Regions from separate parts of the Homo sapiens genome. Here regions 1 and 3 are each linked to region 2. Evidence: chromatin contacts called from ENCODE Hi-C or POLR2A ChIA-PET data. All regions are on one chromosome and are shown on one strand. The core of a region is the stretch at or near the end of the contact, and the rest is flanking DNA. Distances in the headings are between cores, read along the strand shown. Region 1 holds the start of CARNMT1 (carnosine N-methyltransferase 1). Region 2 has its middle 14 kb from the start of CEMIP2. Region 3 overlaps TMEM252-DT (TMEM252 divergent transcript).

Region 1 (4,344 bases), core at 1,722-4,221, 3.2 Mb after region 2:
AGAAGATACTGGTAACATCTGAGCTTACTGCAAAAGCAACAGGAAGTGGCTACAAAATTATTACAGTAGTACAGTATCTACTACAGATAATTTTATGCAACTAAGATTTAATGCTACATCTTTGCTTGTTTACATTTATCTCAATTGCAAATAGCTCCATGTAAGATCTGTGTTTGTGTAAGTTTTGATAAATTTTAACTTTTTATAATAGATTTGTGTATATTTTATGGTAGTAAATGATAAACTAGTATCTACACATATGCATTCATGGCATAATTTTTTCTTAATTTTTTCACTATTTCTAGGCTATGCAAGTTTGCTAAGTTTTTCAAATTGTTGCAAATGTCAAAACAATTTTCCAATATGTTTATTTCAAAAAATTTGTGTATAAGTGGACCCGTGCAGTTCAGATCCATATTGTTTAAGGGTCAACTGTACTTGCTAAATGTGTAGAACCGGATTGTCCATCACAACCTACTTCGATAATGGAAAAGCTTTTATTTGCACTGTCCAGTACAGCAGACTCTAGCCACATGTAGCTATTGAGCACCTGAAATATGGGTAGTGAAACTGAGCAACTAAATTTTAAAGCTTATTAAATACTAATTAATTTTAGCTTAAATTTATCCAGATATGATTAGTGGCTACAGTTTAAGTCTAGAAGATCACAAAATATTAGAATGTAACAATCCACTGTTCTCTGCTACATAAACTTTCTGTACCCCTAGGCTTTAAGTGACATTTTAAAAAGCATATTTTTGATGTTATACTATTTTCAGCCCAAGTATTTGAAGTGTTTCAAGAGAGTATATACAAATAAAAACTGTTTTTTTTAAAAAATGAAATGTCCTGAATCCAACATTACGCTGGTAAAGAAGAGAGTATAGGAAATAGTATCACAACCACTAGAATATTCACACAAGATCTCTTCTCTATATTGCCACACTTCAGTTCCTGATCAACCCCTACCCCAACAAAGTCCCATCCCATACTTACCCATAAATATCAATTTTAAATTGGTCCTAATATATTAAAAGTAAGTACAACTACGCACTTAACTAAATGGGTCCACCATATTCCCAAGACATTTCCCAATATTCTTTCTAGATTTTTCAAGAGCAAAATGTACCAGACTTTTCTGTATCTCCCACTCTTAGCTATCTGATGTTAGCTGCCTTTCCTAACTTTATGGTTCTTTCCGTCACAATTCCTGCATCAAATTCAATTCTCTGATGGTCTGACGCCTTGCTCCCTCTGTTACTACTAAACCTGGAGAAATAAAATATCCAAACTTCTCTTTTGGGCTCCGTAAAGTAATGCTGTCCCTGGTCCCTATTTCTGGGTTTAATCAGTAAATTATTTCATCAAGATCTTCGAAGTTCAAAAGTTCCTATCACATATACAATCAGATTCCAAATAACTTTAAGCTTTCACTAAGCAAGCTTCTAAATTCAGACTAGTAAACTAATTTAACTATCAGTCAAAAACTTGACAGACTATTTGGGAATGAGAAATGTATTTCTTTGCTACTATTTGTTTTGTTAAAAATAGAGCTTAAACAACATATGCCAAGCACTAGTGACATAAAAATAAAAAAGACTCAGCCCCTGCCCTTGAGGAGGTCACAGCAAAGCAAGAGATTTATAAAAACAACTATAATACATAAGATGAACAATATAAAAAAACTTTGCATAAAGCACAGCAGGAACCCACCTATGGGAACAGGTTTACCTGCGTAGGAGGTCATGTCTGTCTGATTCCAACTGCAGCCTCAGAACATAGTCACCGGTGGACTCATATCTCTTACGTGAATAAAAGTGTTATCTTCACCTGAAAATCCAGTTGATTTAAGTCCCTTTCAGCTCTTGGAATTATAATTTTGTGATTAAGCTACTTTAACATCTATCTAGAAGAAACGTGGAAGTTAGGGAGCTGTTTTTATGAATGAGGAGCATAAAGGTCCTACCACAGTGCCTAGCACACCAGGGAGAATTAGATACAGATTTGCAGAAAAAAAGAACGTAAAGGCAGCTCTTATTGTGACTTCTCTCATCTCTCCTAATAATTAGCAAATTTTAGAATATCCGGACCACTTCCGCCCTTAATCACCCACCAGTTAAAGACACTGAGCAGCATCATTCAATCGCTCACACAAAAGTGCAAGTGCGTTCACAGCGCCAAAGAGGGGTGGGTGGAAATCTTAAACTGCTCTTACAAGCACTGGTAACAGTTTGGGAAAATACGTCCTACAGCATCCCACGCGTAGGTGAACTTGGGCTCTCCGTGTGTTCAGTTTGGAGGACATCGACCACACACACCAATCAGCCCAGCAGTGGACGATTGTACCACCATCGTCTTCTATCTGAAATTGTTACAGCGCTTCTCTGGTCACCCCCATCGGCCTCAAAGCCAAACCTTTACGAGGACGGAGGCAGGAGAGCTAATCTGATCCTGAGGTCAGAAGACACGAGGCTGTGCAGCAGACGGCGCGGCGGACACGCGGGTGTGCAGGGCCGGGAGGGGCTGGGGTGGTGCGAGGTGACTCGGGGCCCGGAGGTCAGCTGCAGCAGCCGGGTCCCGACGCCTCGGAGGCGTGGCGGCGGGACGGCGAGCGCCCCCGTTCCGGCGGGTCCGCCGCCACCAGTGGGCGCCCCGACGGTCTGGGCCGGGGTCCGCCACGGGCTCCTTACCCGTAGTAGCGGAAGGCATTAATGATCTTCCAGAAGTGCTCACGCTCAAGCCTCTCCTCCTCCTCCTCGGTGCTGCGCGTGGCCGCCGCCGCTGCCGCCGAAACCGCCGCGGCCGAGCCCCAACGCCCGGCGGAAAACTGCACTTCCACCTCCTCGCTGCCACCGCCTCCTCCCCCGCAGCCCTCGGGCAGCCGGGAGGTGGGCGGCGGAGGGCGACGCCGTCGCTGCATCGCCGCCGCGGCCCTCGGCCTGGCTCGCTTGCGTCTCTCCGCGACCGACAGCGTGGTGGCGGCTGCTTGGCCTTCCTCTAGACGGCGCCCGCCGCGGACATGCCCCCAGCTCGCGGCGCGCTCCGCCCCCGCCACCCTCAGGCCTCCATCCGCGCTGGGCTCCGCCAGGTCTTCAGGGCTCCCAGAACCAATGCGCATGCGTGTGCCTTGGTACGCGGAGGGCCCGTGCGGTCTGCGCTCATTTGCTGCCGGGCTTCGGAGACAGCGCGCTGACGTCACAACCACGCTTCCAAGGGCGGGGCCAAGGCCCCTTGGTGGGAGGCGGAGGAGGAGCTCGTAGGTGGGGTGGGACTGGCACTGCCGTTACCTGTGCGCGGCCGCGTGGGTGGGACTTAAAAGCCGGCGAGTGCCGGATTGTTGAGCTGGAGGCTGAACGCGGTCCCAGGCACTAGCAAAGAAGGGAAAGGCAAAAAGGAAAAGTTCGGCTTTGATGATTTTATTCGGAATTTTTATTTCAGAAAGTCTAGAAGGAACGTCTTGTATCCACCCTAATTTAAGTTTTAATTCACTTCCTAAATGAATTCCTATTTTTAATTACTTAAGGGGGTCGGAAGTGGGCGCCATCATCTTTTCACTTTTTTTTTTTTCCCCACTCTGTCGCCCAGGCTGGAGTGCAGTGGTGCGATCTCGGCTCATTGCAACCTCTGCTTCCTGGGTTCAAGCGATTCTCCTGCTTCTGCCTCCCGAGTGGCTGGGATTACAGGCGCGCGCCACCACGCCCGGCTAATTTTAGTATTTTTAGTAGAGATGGGGTTTCACCATGTTGGCCAGGCTGGTCTGGAATTCCTGGCCTCAGGCGATCCACCCTCCTCGGCCTCCCAAATTGCTGGGATTACAGGCGTGAGCCATCGCGCCCGTCCCATCTTTCCAGTCTTTAGGGGCTTGCGGCAGTCCTAATTCCTCCTTTACTGAGGATGGCAACAGATGAGGAAAATGCAAGGACCTTCTATCCAGCACCTGGTCTTGGGAAGACCATTACACCTACCAGCATCTAAGGGTGGCTCTTGGGAAATAACTTATTCTGGGGCCGGGCGCGGTGAATCACGCTTGTAATCCCAGCACTTTGGAAGGCCTAGGTGGGCGGATGACGAGGTCAGGAGATCAAGACCATCCTGGCTTACATGGTGAAACCCCGTCTCTACTAAAAACACAAAAAATTAGCCGGGCTTGGTGGCTGGCGCCTGTAGTCGCAGCTGCTCTGGAGACTGAGGCAGGAGAATGGCGTGAACCCGGGAGGCGGAGCTTGCAGTGAGCCGAGATCGTGCCATCCAGCCTGGGCGACAGAGCGAGACAGCGTCTCAAAAAAAAAAAAAAAAGAAAAGAAAAAGAAATAACTTATTCTGTTCAATTTAATCCACCACCCA
Region 2 (4,016 bases), core at 1,375-3,874:
AAGTGAAAAGATACGTTTGTAAGCTGTGACTTGAAGCAGTGAAAGAAACATACAAATGATGTGTCGAGAAAAAATACTAACTAATATTTGCTGCCAATAACTGTACATTGGGATATAAAGAGAGCCAGAACATGTGAGGCGGGAGCTAAATGGACTGGATGCTGCAAACAGGGAACAAGGAAGCCCCATTTAAGGCCAGATATCCAGACTGTGAATCTGAGAGACTGAATTTCAAACTGTAGGTAATTATTTAAAATAGTAGCTGATACATACCACTGGTGAAAGATGAGACTCCAAGTTTGGACTTTAATTTACCTTTTACCTTTTGAACACTTGACTCTTCTCCCTCATTCAGCCCCTTCTAGTATAAAAATGACTTTCAACCAGTGTTCTCAAGCCATGCTGTCTCCGATCCAGTTTCAGCTGTATTACTTACTAGCTGTGTGACCTTGGACAAGTCACTTAACCTCTCTGTGCTTTCATTGTCTTCTCTGTAAAATAAGAATATTCATTACCTACCCCCACAGAGTGGTTACGCAGTAAATTAGTCAATCTGACCCATTTATAAGAATACATAGTACACGTTTGCATAGTTAAAGTTATTTAATGTTGTTAATGCACACTAATGCACAGACATGTTTACTCTGTTTCAGACAAGTAATACAATATCATCTGTTGGGTATAATTATCCTCATTTCACAGATAAGAAAACAGAGTCTCAGAAAAAGTAAATAAGACCTATTTTCTTTCATCATCTTTGGATCATCTGCAGTATTAAAGAAAATACTACTGTTACAAGGAGAGCCTGGAGAAAAAAAATCTTAGTCACACAGGAAACTGAAAAACCATCTTCAAATATATGAAGAGCTATTGTGGGGAGCACAAATTAACCTTTTGTTTCTGTTGCTTCAGAGGGCAGAAGTGATAGCAGTAGGTGGAAGATCAATCTATGCAAAATATGTTTCACTCTTTTGAAGAATTTGCTGTTTTCATTTCCCATTGTATCCCCAGTGTATAGCTCAGTGCTTGACATACTGAGATCTCAGCTCTCATTAGATATTCATTGAATAAATAAATGAATAAAGCCAATTATAAGAGCTATCCAAAATGAAACAGGCTGCTTCAGGAGCACTCCATCCTGGCCATGACCAAGAAGAGCCTAAGCCAAGCATCTGATGGAGGGTTCGAATAAATGCATATTGTATGCAGGAAGGGATGGTTCAAAAGGGCCTTGACAACATACAAAGTATTATAGAAACTAACAGTCATGGCCAGGCATGATGGCTCATGCCTGTAATCCTAACACTTTGGAAGGCCGAGGCAGGTCGCCCGAAGTTCAAAACCAGCCTGCCTGTGCAACATGGTGAAACCCCATCTCTACAAAAAATACGAGAATTTGCTTCACGTGGTGGCACACGCCTGTGGTCCCAGTTACTCAGGAGGCTGAAGTGGGAGGATCCCTTGACCCTGGGAAGTTGAGGCTACAGTAAGCCATGATAGTGCCACCGCACTCCAGCCTGGGTGACAGAGCAAGACCCTGTCTCAAAAAACAAAACAAACAAATAGATCACAATATCTATCATTTGATAACTTATTATGTGCCAACCACTGTGAAAAACTAAAGTCTCATTGGAAAATGACTACTATCTTCCAATATTTGAAGATGCTAGAGTCTAAAAAGCCCAAGTTCAAATCCTGACTCAACCATCTACTCATTGTTTGACTCTGGACAAATTTCCCAAATCCTCTGTGCTTCAGTTTTGCCACATGCAAATTGATAAAATGGGAATAAATAATTCCACAAGGTGACAAGAATGTAGCCAAAAATCTTCCACAAGGCCCAGTATATTTTTGGCAACACATTTCCTTCTTTCCCTATAATAATCACACACTATAAGGAGCTGTATCTGATTGTTGGAATTCACCAAAGATTAAATGTCTTGTTTTATGAGCTTGCTTCCTTGTAAAGGTAGCTTCATGAGCTTCACATCCCTGGATGTGTTTATGAAGAGATTGGACAGGTATATGCAAATAGCAACACTTATAGAATGCTTGCTATGAGCTAGGCACTGCTGTGTGTGTTTTACAGATAGATATTCATCCTGCCAATCCACACATTTTACAAATGAGGAAACTAAAAGCGACTAAGTAATTTGTGTAAGATTATATAGCCAGTAGGTGCCAGGAATGTGAACCAAGGGTGTCTTTGCTCTTAACCACTTCACCAACTGCATATAAGCAATAGTGACAAGGACATTCCACTATTTGTTGGGTGGGTGCTGGTGCCAATGACATCCCTTCCAGCACAGAGATCCATGGGCCCATAATCTCAGTACAGTGTGAACAGCTAAAGGGATTCAACTGTGACAGACTGAAAAACCAATGTAAAACAGGAGGCAAGAGATGCCCACACCTGGAGTGGCCAAAGGAGCAGAATGTTCCAAGCCTGGACAGCATATCACTGAGAGATGGAGATGCTCAGGCTGGGAAAAGCACTGGCGTGAGGAGGCGGGGCAGCCAGCCAGACATGTTTCCTACAGCTAGGCCCTAGGTGTCACCAGTGTGACAGGGCCACCAGTCATCCCTCCATTCTTTTGTACTTTCATTTACACATTTCATTTCGTGACAGGAAATAACACTGTCAGCAGCACAGTTGCTCACGGCATGTGCTGCAGGGGAGCTGACGCACGGAGGGTGGAAAGGGTGGAGGTGGGACAACGGGTGTTTGTGCCAGCATGTCATATACCGTCCTGACCTGCTGCATGCTCTTCCTTGCCCCGGGGCAGGTCTGGCAGCTGCTTACACAAGGCTCAAGTTGTTTGGAGTGGGGGAGGGAGAGGGGACCCACATCACCTATTTGCAGCTTTGCTTTTAAAAGTCGGTATCACCGATTTAGATTTGGGGTTTGGATTTTGAGGGGAACAAGAGGATTATTAGGTCCTAATATGACTTTTCTTCTCTTGCTCCCCTCTGCCTTCGGAAGTATCTAGATGTAATATCTCGTGCTAACCACAAGTTGAGAGTGGTAAAGTCATTCTGCTGGAGAAAATAGTAAAAATAATACTGACTTCCATGTTCATATTCAGTTTGTTTCTAGGAAAGACAAACATCAGTGGCGTTTAAATAAAAGATTTTTCAGCTGGGTGCAGTGGCACATGCCTGTAATCCCAGCTACTCGGGAGGCTGAGGCACAAGAATCACTAGAACCTGGCAGGTGGAGGTTGCAGTGAGCCAAGATCACACCACTGCACTGCAGCCTGGGTGACAGAGCGAGACTCTGTCTCAAAAATAAATAAATAAATAAGTAAAATATTTTTGTATGATTAGCCCATGTTATATATACTCAACCTTAGTCAAACTTTGTATTGACACCCTCTCCACCCTGCCACCACAGATTATTTGCTGGTCAAAAGAGGAAAATAGTTACAGGCCAGAGCAAGGAAGGGAACTGTTTCAGACCACGAGAGACTTAAAATGCACAATAATCAAGTACAACATGTAGTCTTTGACTGGATCTTTATCTGAGTGGATCAATGGAAGACACATTTGGGATCAAATGAAGAAATTTCAATATGGACAAGGAATCAGGTGCTTTAAGGAATTATTGTTAATCTTGTTAGCTATTGTCTTAGTTCATTTTGGGTTGCTATAAAAGAATACCCGAGGCTGGGTAATTTATTAAGAAAAGAGGTTTATTTGGCTCATGTTTCTAGAGGCTGTACAAGAAGCATGGCATTGAGCATCTGCTTCTGGTGGGGACCTCAGGCAGTTTTCATTCACGGTGGAAGGTGACAGGGAGCAAGAGAGAGGGAAGGAAGGTGCCAGGCTCTTTTTAGAAATCATATCTCAGAGGAACTAATAGAGGGAAAAGTCACTCATTGCCACCGTGAGGGCGGCAGAAAGCCCTTCATGAGAGATCTACCCCCATGATCCAAAATTGAGGATCAAATTTCAACATGAGATTTGGAGGGGACAAGTATCCAAACTATATTAGGAATATTAATGATGTTATATAA
Region 3 (4,620 bases), core at 799-3,298, 3.1 Mb before region 2:
GAAGGAGGCGAAGACCAGTTCCTTCTGTATCTGGAACTTGCCCTATATGGGTCCTTTGCCTCCTATACCAGGCTCTGGAGGAAAATCTGTTTGGTGAGCTAAGAAGTATTTTTTTTTCTAATCAAGAGAAGTCTCTATAAGCCTTCTAGAATTCTCATCCTTGATGGTGAAAGAAATTACAATGTGCATATTCTATTGTTACAGGCCAACTCCCCATTTTCTTTCCCCCAAGACTGCCTTTTCCCACACCTTATTCCTCATTCTCCCACCTCTCCACTTCTTGACATTGGCCTGGTTCTTCAAGGGCCACCTGAAATCCCACCACCTCCCCAGTGAAGGTTTCCCCTTTCTCTGGAGGCTGAAACATTTATTTTTAGTTTAAACATTTAATTGGTTTTCCTGTTTCATAGGGACTAATACCCCCCAAATAGATGATGTACTTCCTTTGTGTACTCCACAGGGATTGATACTAAGTTTCAAACCCAGAAAGTTCTAAATAGATATGCACTTTGTATAAATTATTGTTGAGAACTGGACTGATTGTAGCATTTGTGAAACTCCCACCTGGTAATAGGGATGCAACTGAAAACTCGGCAGAGTTTTAAGCCTTGGTCCCCACCCTCAAGGTGCTTTCATCCGTAAAGAGAACAAAGCCCGACCAGGTGTGGTGGCTCACGCCTGTAATCCCAGCACTTTGGGAGGCTGAGGTGGGTGGATTATCTGAGGTCAGGAGTTTGAGACTAGCCTGACCAACATGGTGAAACCCCGTCTCTACTAAAAATACAAAATTAGCTGGGCGTGGTGGCGCATGACTGTAATCCCAGCTACTCGGGGGGCTGAGGCAGGAGAATTGCTTGAACCTGGGAGGCGGAGGTTGCAGTGAGCCAAGATCGCTCTATTGCACTCCAGCCTGGGCGACAGAGTGAAACACCGTCTCAACCAAAAAAAGAGAGAGAGAGAGAGAGAGGAAGAAAAAAAAAAAAAAGCCCACAGCCTGTTATAACAGGGAGGCACTGAGGCAGAAAAGTTAGCATTATGGGTTACTTAATTTCCCTTTTTTTTTCTTAACAGTAAAATGGGTATAACAGTCATACCTACTTCATGGAGACTTTGTCAGGTTTAAATCAGATAGTGCAGAGCCTAGCATATCCTAAGAGTTCAAAAAATATAGCTACAGGTAGGTTCAGAAATTAGAAAAGCAATTGTTCAAATACCGGGGGAACAACAAACATCTTATAATTAAAAGGCTCAACTGGGTATATTTCCAGAGACAGCTGAGCTGCTATCAAGTTATTTTAAAGGTATTTTATGCTAAGTACATAGTTCACAGTAGAGATAGACACGTCTACTCATGCTAATTTCTATGCAGTGGGGCAGGGGAGAGGAATTAAGAGTTAAAGCAATGGAAAGGAGTGTGCTTCTGGGCCTGAGAAATCCCAGGTGGGAGGTGACTCTGGAAGTCAAGGCCATCATTGCTCTCTCCTACCTGAATCAAAGGAATGAGTAAATTGGAGACAAATTGATAGAGTTCCAAGTAATGAACCCGAAAGAGTTTCATTGCTTTATATTCCATTACGAGGAGAGTGTAGGGTTGAGTATGCTGACCTGCAGTGAAACTGTGTTTTATTTTTTCCAACAGAGGCCCCATTTCAACACAGGCAACATTTCCTTTTTTCTGAGGCTGCTTTGGGGAAAGCAGAAGGGAAAACAAGCAGGCAGATTGGACGTTACTGAGCTGAAATCATCTGGGCTCAGAAGCATCTTGTGAGATAGCAGACGGACTCTATGAGCCCTTGTGTCCAACTTTGGCACAGGGGGCTTAGGGGGTCCCACTCTTTGGGAAATGACTTTGGTCCACACTAATGTGCTCTATTAAAGGAGCTCCAGGAATCCTTTGAATAGGATTCTAGCAGTTTCTAGCAGTTGCTGGTCCTATCGGAAGTATCGTAACACTAAAATGCAGCTCCCCTAGCCACTGCATTTAGGGTAAGAGTACCACATGTAGCAACCAGGGGCATCTTGTTCAAAGCCTCCTGTTCCAAATTTAACTTGTGTTTTTGGTGAACTTGGTTGTGGGTGGAGTTGACACCTGCCAAGAAGGTCCCAGGTTGATCCTATTAATAGGCATGACTGTAGCTAAGGAAGTTACAGTGCTAAGTTGCACTTGGTTGAACTATAGCTTTGAATGTGATGATCCTCCTCGCCTGAATGAAAAGAAAAGAGAACCACCTGCAATTAGATTCTACAGAAGCATGTGCTGAAATACATACAGGAAACTTTGCAGGCTCAACAATGACAAGCTGAAAGTATTAGGAAGATGATAAGGTACACATCCTAATAATAGTATAGTGAACATTTCCTGCCTCCTTACTCTGTGCCAGGTAGTATACTCAAGACCATAGCTGTATTATGTCACAGTCCTTGCATCACTCTGTGTGGTATTTACTAAGGTCTTCCTTTCATAGTTGAGGTACCTGAAGCACTGAGGGGTCAGATGCCTGCCTAGGTCACACAACCAGAAAGTGCAGAGGCAGGACGTGAACACAGACCAGGTTCCAATGTCTCCACTCTTTCTATCAAACTGCCACTCTTAGTCTCTAATGTAAGCTTCATTGAACCAACACACAAAGCACCTGCTGGGTGTGGGGCAATGTATAAAATCCCTGGGGGCACAGAAAAGAAGTATAAACTTGATTGTGCTTGCAATATATTTCCAAAAAACCAATGAACTATTTGTGTGGTAAGTAATTGGATTAGAATAAGGGTCATCTCCCAAAGAAAATAGAAATCCTTCCCAGGGTGGAGACCACATCTGTTTTCCTATCCAGAGAGCTTTGCTCAAAGGCCTATACCTCCCAGGCTCTGGACAAACATCTCTTGATGCTGACGGGAGGGACATGGTGTCATAGAACAAATCAGGTCTTACGGCTGAAGGTCCTGAGTACTGGTCCCAGCACTACCCCAAATTTGTCCAGTGCCTTTGGCAAGTTAACTTACCTCTCTAGGGGTCAATTTCCATGTCTACAGAAAAGAAATAATAAAAATAAAAGTTAATGTATGCCCTAGCCTACCTCACAAAGTTTAGTGGCGATGAAATGCAGTAACTATACAAACATGCTATGGCTGGGTGTGGTGGCTCATGTCTGTAATCCCAGCATTTTGGGAGACCACGGCGGGTGGATCACTTGAGATCAGGAGTTCAAGACCAGCCTGGTCAACAGGGTGAAACCCCATCTCTAGTAAAAATACAAAAAAAAAAAAAATAGTCAGGTGTGGGGTGCACGCCTATAATTCCACCTACTCAGGAGGCTGAGGCAGGAGAATTGCTTGAACGCGGGAGGCGGAGGTTGCAGTGAGCCAAGATTGCATCACTGCACTGCAGCCTGGGTGACAGGGTGAGACTCCATCTTAAAACAAAACAAAACAAAAACCCAAAATGTGCTATGCAACACTATAAGGAATTTCTTTATGAGCTTTATTCCTTGAGAGTGCTGCAGAAAATCACCGGAGTGGATATCCCTGAGAGCTAAGCGCTTGGGTATGACTTCATGAATGAGGGGGACAACTGAAGCTATAGAGTCTTGTGGATTCTAGAATCCTTAAACTGGCCAATTCTCATTTTATGTTTGAAAGCCTGGAGTGGGATGTGAAGGATGTGATACAGAGTTGTCTCCAGCTTTGGGTTCCAGGATCTCCTTGTTTGGTGAAAGGAGCCTTGACATTTTTCCTTCCTGTAAACTTTGCCATCTTCCTTCTCTGCTTGGCAATTCATGCCTAACAAGTGACATTTCCTAGGGGCAAGATAGCATAACTGTCAAGAATAGGGAATTCCTATTATTAATTTTTTTGGTTTACTTGTAACCACCCAGTGGGTTCACCTTGCCTGCTGCCTAGACAAAGCCAATTTATCAAGGCAGGGGAATTGCAATACAGAAAGAGTAATTCACGCACAGATGGCTGTGCGGTAGATGGGAGTTTTATTATTACTCAAATCGGTCTCCCTGAGCATTCTGGGATCAGAGTTTTTAAGGACAACTTGGTGGGTAGGGGGAGGCCTGTGAGCCAGGAGTGCTGATTGGTCAGAGATGAAAGCAAGGGAGTCAAAGCTGTCTTCTTGTACTGAGTCAGTTCCTGGGTGGGGGCCACAAGATCAGATGAGCCAGTTTATCGATCTGGGTGGTGCCAGATGATCCATTAAGTGCAGGGGCTGCAAAATATCTCAAGCACTAATCTTAGGAGAAGTTTAGGGAGGGTCAGAATTTTATAGCCTCCAGCTGCATGACTTCTAAATCATAATTTTTAACCTTGTGGCTAATTTCTCAGTCCTACAAAGGCAGTCTAGTCCCCAGGCAAAAAGGAGGTTTGTTTTGGGAAAGGGCTGTCATCATCTTTGTTTTAAACTATAAACTGTTTCTCCCAAAGTTAGTTCGGCCTATGCCCAGGAATGAACAAGGACAGCTTGGAGGTTAGAAGCGAGATGGAGTTGGTTAGGTCAGATCTCTTTCACCGTCTCAGTTACAATTTTGCAATGGCTGTTCAATCATTCTAAATCTCAGTTTCCTCAGCAGAAAATAAAGAGATGATAATAGTACCAACCTTATAGGATTACTGTAAATTCTA

Evidence for each region. A loop is a pair of places that touch in the nucleus more often than their neighbours do. ChIA-PET counts read pairs that join two places held with the same protein, here RNA polymerase II (POLR2A). Pooled maps may share reads with other maps.
Region 1: a pooled map shows a loop between it and region 2 (6-fold over the local background). The contact joins the promoter of CARNMT1 here to the enhancer-like site in region 2. A Hi-C loop is called at or near these places in 1 of 168 maps with a recorded cell type or tissue (CD4-positive, alpha-beta memory T cell) and 7 of 50 pooled maps. POLR2A ChIA-PET finds 5 or more read pairs at or near these places in 1 of 52 experiments (OCI-LY7).
Region 3: a pooled map shows a loop between it and region 2 (2.4-fold over the local background). The contact joins two enhancer-like sites. A Hi-C loop is called at or near these places in 1 of 168 maps with a recorded cell type or tissue (B cell), 1 of 37 single-sample maps with no recorded cell type and 2 of 50 pooled maps.

What each region holds. Positions count from the first base shown.
Region 1 is chr9:75,025,322-75,029,665 of GRCh38, forward strand. CARNMT1 (carnosine N-methyltransferase 1) reads right to left here and starts at 2,972. Exons shown (of 8, transcript NM_152420.3): 1 at 2,691-2,972. The coding sequence starts at 2,920. RefSeq lists an enhancer at 1,804-1,853 and a silencer at 2,504-3,193.
Region 2 is chr9:71,780,692-71,784,707 of GRCh38, forward strand. No RefSeq gene overlaps it. Among named protein-coding and RNA genes, the nearest start is that of CEMIP2, 14 kb to the left of the region's middle. Within about 2 kb of position 2,625, at least 12 of the 41 ENCODE cell types and tissues checked have a DNase peak (open chromatin) inside an H3K27ac peak, as active enhancers do; they include B cell, where a contact is called at or near this core.
Region 3 is chr9:68,638,488-68,643,107 of GRCh38, forward strand. The region is part of intron 4 of TMEM252-DT (TMEM252 divergent transcript); the gene reads left to right. Among named protein-coding and RNA genes, the nearest start is that of PIP5K1B, 64 kb to the right of the region's middle. RefSeq lists a silencer at 699-788. Within about 2 kb of position 2,049, at least 3 of the 41 ENCODE cell types and tissues checked have a DNase peak (open chromatin) inside an H3K27ac peak, as active enhancers do; they include B cell, where a contact is called at or near this core.